Linked DNA regions of Homo sapiens: region 2 is linked to region 1. A link is a loop called in an ENCODE intact Hi-C map of the cell type or tissue named here. Cell type or tissue: CD4-positive, alpha-beta T cell. All regions are shown on one strand. Links, peaks and the distances in the headings refer to the core of each region. The heading gives the core; the rest is flanking DNA.

The links. A loop is a pair of places that touch in the nucleus more often than their neighbours do. Peaks named below come from ENCODE experiments on the same cell type or tissue, not always from the same donor. Only the 100,000 strongest peaks of a DNase experiment are listed, where the experiment ranks them.
Region 2: it touches region 1 in a loop (3-fold over the local background); 7 of 110 quality-filtered maps call a loop at or near these places.

What each region holds. Positions count from the first base shown.
Region 1 is chr5:87,339,211-87,342,142 of GRCh38, reverse strand. It overlaps RASA1 (RAS p21 protein activator 1), which reads right to left. Exons shown (of 25, transcript NM_002890.3): 6 at 822-853. It also overlaps a transcript of CCNH not described here. Among named protein-coding and RNA genes, the nearest start is that of CCNH, 72 kb to the left of the region's middle. In CD4-positive, alpha-beta T cell, for the core only: no CTCF peak of the experiment used is centred there; a DNase peak (open chromatin) is centred at 1,252; H3K4me3 peaks cover 437 bases; H3K27ac peaks cover 1,642 bases.
Region 2 is chr5:87,390,698-87,393,629 of GRCh38, reverse strand. RASA1 (RAS p21 protein activator 1) reads right to left here. Exons shown (of 25, transcript NM_002890.3): 25 at 1,714-2,830. The coding sequence ends at 2,747. It also overlaps a transcript of CCNH not described here. Among named protein-coding and RNA genes, the nearest start is that of CCNH, 21 kb to the left of the region's middle. In CD4-positive, alpha-beta T cell, for the core only: no CTCF peak of the experiment used is centred there; no DNase peak of the experiment used is centred there.

The sequences.
Region 1 (2,932 bases), core at 204-2,703:
TTTGAAACTCCTGATATAGGTAGAGAGGAGACTTCAAACTAATACAAACAGCAGGGTACAGTCTCACTAATGGAATCTATTTTGTAGCTACAAGAAACAATAAAAATGAACTCAGAATATATCTTACATATTCCACTTACAGAAGGGTGAAGCATTAAACAAGGTGACTGCAAATGGAGTAGTCAGTTGAATGTTTTTATATTCTAATGGTTAGAAAACAGAAAAAGCAAACACTTGAGGCAAGCCTCAAGTTCCATCCCTAAATGCTGAAAGATAAGAAAAAATGTTGTACTGAAAAGATATTAGGAGATGAATAGTCTATTAAAATGTGAGTAAGAGAGAATTGGGATTAATGGTTCAGATCTTCAAAAGAAAACTTACATATACATAAAATCAGTCTGAAGATTATGAAAAAAAAAGACCTTGCTGAATCTTATTAAAATTGTGAAGAACCGTTATTTTGGGGGGATAAAAGATGTGGCTATAAAACAAGAAATACTATGAATAACCAAGAAATACTATGAATAATTTTAAAATGTGCCAAATTGTGACATTCATAATGTTATAAATGTAGTGTTTATTCAAAGTCTTCAGTGTGGTGATAAAAAGAGTTATATTTAGTTATCAGCTACCTTTTATTTAAAAACAAGACTTTATCACTAGATCCTTAAGAAAATATTTAGAAATCAGTTCCCTAAGCCAAATTTAAAAGTTAAGTCAGTCCAAAACCTTAAAAAACAATTTTTTTGGCCAAAGTTTTCCAATTAGTAAATTTACAATATAGATTTTTTTTTTCATTTTAATAATTAACACAAACTCACATTTTTCCTTCATGTGGATCTTCTTCCCGGCCCTAAAGGGAAGACATTAAGACAGTATTTTATATAATTAACTATTAATCAATTTTTATTAAAATTCATGAAAATCGTATCTGCAAACATATCCCCACACTATCCTTATTTATGTTTATATAAAAAAAGATGTTTCTGTTCAGTAAATATCTTTCCAAACCTCTCTTAATCTTTTCTTGTTGCCATTACCCTAACTCAGGCCCTCTTATCGACTTTTCTTAAACAACAGCCCAACTAATATAATTATGTCCTACTCCACCACTCTAATCTGGATACATCAGTTTCAACAGCAGCTGTGCCCTACATTAAGAAAAACCAAACAAAAAAAAAACACCTCTCTACTGCCTACAAATTTCTCATTCTGCAACTGAAGTCGTTTACCACAGGACTCAAGTCTACATTTCCTGTCTCATACTACCAATTGTTTTTTGGTTCCTATACCATGGTCACACATAACTTCCTATTTGCCAATCTCCCACCACTGTAGCTTGTACTTTTTGTTCTTAGAATGTACTTTCCACTTTTTGCTTTCTACTTGTTAGATAAATACCTAACCAATCTGGGAAGGAACTATCTCAAATGCTACCTCTTCAGTAAGACATTCTGAGCCCGTAAAAAGTGAACATCAACTTCTACTTTCAATATAAAAGACATCCCCCTTTTACTATGTTTTGAACTTTATTTTATTCTATATTCCTCTGATTTAAGATACAATAGTGTTACTCATTCCACTATTATGGAGAAAAATGGTCTAACTACATGTGGATTTACTTCTCACAATTTGGTCCTCACTCATTAAATACCTAATCAAACTAAAATCAAACACTCACTGAATGTTACTATATCCAAGGGAGTAGGCTTAAAAAAAAAAACTATAAAAATGAATAGCATTATCATTGTGTCACTGCCCAAAAGGAGTTAATCTCTTGTAGAAGAGTTTTACACAATTATTAATTTTAGACAGTGTAACAGAATGCAGAATTAGCAAGGTGCTATGGAAATACAGAAGGAAACAATTTTGCCTAAGAGACTCCAGAAAGGCATAAATCCTCTGTGAAACAGGGATGACATATGAACTGAGCTCATAAAGATGAATCAAATTTTACAAGGCAATCTATCAGGGCAAGAATGTCAAGGAAGAGGGAAAACTATAAACATAGAAACATTCATTTACTCAACAAACATTTTCTGAATGCCTACTAATGCCAGACACTATTCTAGGCAATGGTAATACATCAGTGAATCAGAGACAAAAATCCCTCCCCTCAGAGAGCATACATTCTAGAGTTAATACATGAAAGTATAAATGTGTTTGGGGAACTGTAATTAGAATTTTAGAAGGAGAAATTCCTTAAATCTAACCACTAACTGAATGCCCGAAACATCTTCACAGACTAGACAATGTCCAAATGGTTTTTCAATCTACAAAGAATTCACTACCCTCTAATAAAGCCCATCATGAAAGTTATTCTACATATTGGAGTGAAAATTGTTTATAAATGACGTGGAATTACTCCACTATTAATTTATAATGTTACTATATTCATTTTTAGCAACCACATCACATTATTCACTCATACTGAGTTGCTAACTTTTTCCTTGATCCCTTGTACTGATGTGAGGTCATGTCTCCTTATTCTGGTTTGGGTTGTTATTATTATTTTTCTGTATACATTGAGTAATTTTCACTTTTCTTTAAAGGTTATCTTGTTAAATTTGATCCAGAATTCCAAGAGCTCAAGAAAAGTTCAACTATAGTGCAATTTCTTGAAGTAATCAGGATGGAGAAGATGGTGGTACAGCAAGGAGAGGGAAACCCAAACTAAAAGTTGTAACTAACAAATTTTATAGGAAAACTATCATAGTAAGATGCTTCAGTACGAATACTGTTTGCCTATATGGAGTAAATATCTCTTTTACTGTAGAATACAGAATACTAATCTAGGAATTAGGAGTCCTAATCCTAGCTCTTTCACTAAATAACTATATGACTATGAGTATGGACTGTATCACACCATTTCCTCAACTTTTCCCACCTCTACTCAGTATGTTTTACTTCTATGGATCAAGATTTGGTTGCC
Region 2 (2,932 bases), core at 152-2,651, 52 kb before region 1:
AGTTACTAGGAATTTTGCAGATTAAATATGTTAGAGAAATGTAATTCAAATTGAAATGAGTCAATATAAAAATATGAAAGCACAGACTATTACAGCAAATTACTTACATATGAATCATGGCCAGCTGTATTTCACTATGTGACCTTGGTAAGTTATTAAACCTCTAAGTGCCAGTTTCCCACACTGAAAATGGGGAAGATAAAAATGCCTACTCTTCATAGGATTAATTAGAATAGTACCTGCATACACTAGTATTCAGTAAGTGTTAACTATTATAATTGGAACCAAACTGTGGACGTCTGTTTACCAAGCCAGATTTTTTTCAGGAAAACTGGCTTGAAGGAATTCCGAGTAATTCAAGTGTCCTGAATCTAATTAAATTGCACAAATACACACACCTCCTCAGTCTCAGTACATCCCAGGCTGTACTTTCCAGAAAGGTAGGTACCATTATAGTTACATCTATTTTAAGGCAATACTTACTATATGCATATTCATCTCTCTAACAATAATTCTTTACACTGTAGGCTTGAGTTTTGTGGGTTTTTTTTTTTTCTCATTCCAGAGTGAAAGGAATAAAATTCGTGATGTGAGATTTTTACAAAAGCAGAGTGGAAGAAGCCAAAAGTTATAAATCCTCCATCGCAGTCCTAGTTAAATATATTGCTGCTAGGCTCTAGACAGAATTACAAGATGTTCACAATTTGTCTCATTTTCCCTTTCAGATCGCCAAACTTTGGCATCAGAGCAAGGTCCACACTTATCACTGAAAATTTTCCCACCCAGCCCCATTAAAAACGTTAAAGTGTGAGAGATTTTATTTCAACACTGACAAGCTAGTTACTAGAGGGCCTACAAAGGTAAGTAACAAGTTTCCATTTCAACTTGAGAGACAAATGATGTTAAAATATAAGAAGCAGGGTAAGTCAGGTTTGTGATTTTAAATAAAAGGGAGAAGGATTTCAGACTGAGGAATGACAGGTTAGTATGGCTAAAGATTGAGGTGTGATAAATGGGAGCCAAAGTGCACAGCAAAAATATCTTGACTAATCCATATCCTCCCTGTCTTCTATCATGTAACCAAGGAAGGAGACCACCTGGGATACTATGTTGGTCCAAGTCCAGCTAAAAAACAGAAGGGGTGGAAAGGAGAGTAATTTGATAAAAGAGCCAAGAAGGGAGAGAATGGAATGAATTGAGCTGATTTCAAGGAAAAGGAGCATGGGACATGTTGAGATTTTTGGTATCAGTGTTAAACGGTGATTGAAGCCACATAGGTTAGCAGCCCCCATAGAAATAACTGCCTTTTGTAGCTTGGAACTACTAAGCAGACATCTTTTAAGCCCTTAGCATTTTTTTTTCCTGTATTTTATACATTAGAGGAATAGCATAAAGTGTTGCTCTTGGAATCTAGGGCTTTCCTTACTGTGGGAACACCTCCTTGGGTTCCTGTCTCACTCACTTTGATTACCAATGTCATTCTGCCACGTATGTTCCATATGTCCTATCTATCTGCCCTGCACAATTATGAGAGGGAAGGAATTATTGCATTTATAAAATCCTTTTCAAAAGAGGCCATTAGCAAAAATACTAATCTAAAGCTTCAGCTTCTCCCTGGGCCTTGCTCTGATGCTAAGGTTTAAACTGCCCCTGAAGGAGGAAGAAAATAAATAAATTAAATGCTTAGCTCTTTTAGACAGAAGTAATCAATTATGCAAGATATCCCTTGGTTTTATTTTAACTTAACCTTTGTGAATACTTCACAAAAATACACATACAGAAGTAAATAAAACTATACAGTTGAACTAAATATCCAGCAGATACAACAAGTAGTCAGAAGTTCAAAGATGGATAAGTTAGGCAGCTGATGAGGTTGTCTGCATAATCAAAGGGGTAGCACAAATAATGAACAAATAACTTTTAACAAAAGCATTCTAGTTAACATAAAAGAAATTGGTAGTCTATAAAATGGTTGAATGGGTAACATGCATTGATCAATACAACAACCAATAATATTTACTGAATTCAAACTATTTACTTGTAAACATTTAACAAAGCATTATGAGATCTAAATACAGTCTTTGACAATTTCAACAAAATAAGTCGTATGTTTAAAAAATAAAGCTGATGAGCAATAGATCATTCTATATATTTTCTTTCAACAGTTCCAGCAAGAGAAATAGCAGAGTATTTTTTAAAAGTATACAGCAAAGATTGTTCCTATTATAATGACAAACTCTGGAAACTGTAAATACAAATAATCATTGAACAGTCAAATGGTCATATTCCTAATCAGGAAGTAGTTACAGTAAGAACAGTCTGCAATCCAGTTATACACAATTGTCAATAAGAATGTGTTTCTTGTCAGTTGATTTCATAGTTCTTTCTCTAAGAGACAGCAAAACTTTGGCAACTGGGTGTACTGAAAATATATTTTGAAAGTTCGAGATATCAAGATACAGTCATAGCATTTCGTTTTGTGAAAGGTGGTCTGTACACCAAGGCTCAGAGGTTGTTAAAGATTGATTCCATGTGGAAATAGTGCAAATATCCTGCACAGATAGCTTACAAGGTTGCTGGCATAGTTATTCACCAGCAGAATCTTGGATTTTGTTTGCATAGCTCACACATCACTGGAATGTGGAAAAGTGTGCTATTTTTTGGCAAGAGCAAAGGAGACATTAAACTGAAGTGAATTACCATGTTGGACATGCTGAATCCATGCAGAACACTGGGGCGAAGGCTGCTACCTGACATCATTGGTTTTTGTATACTGGTTTTGTTTTTGTTGAAGCAGTTCTGTTATAGCCAGAAGCTTTTTCAATACGTGCTAGACAGAGGAAAAATGGTATGAAAATAAATGAAAGCTCGGTCAGCAATTTCAGGATGGGAACCTGGATTTGAAAAAAACTGTATCAAAGCAAAAGGATGC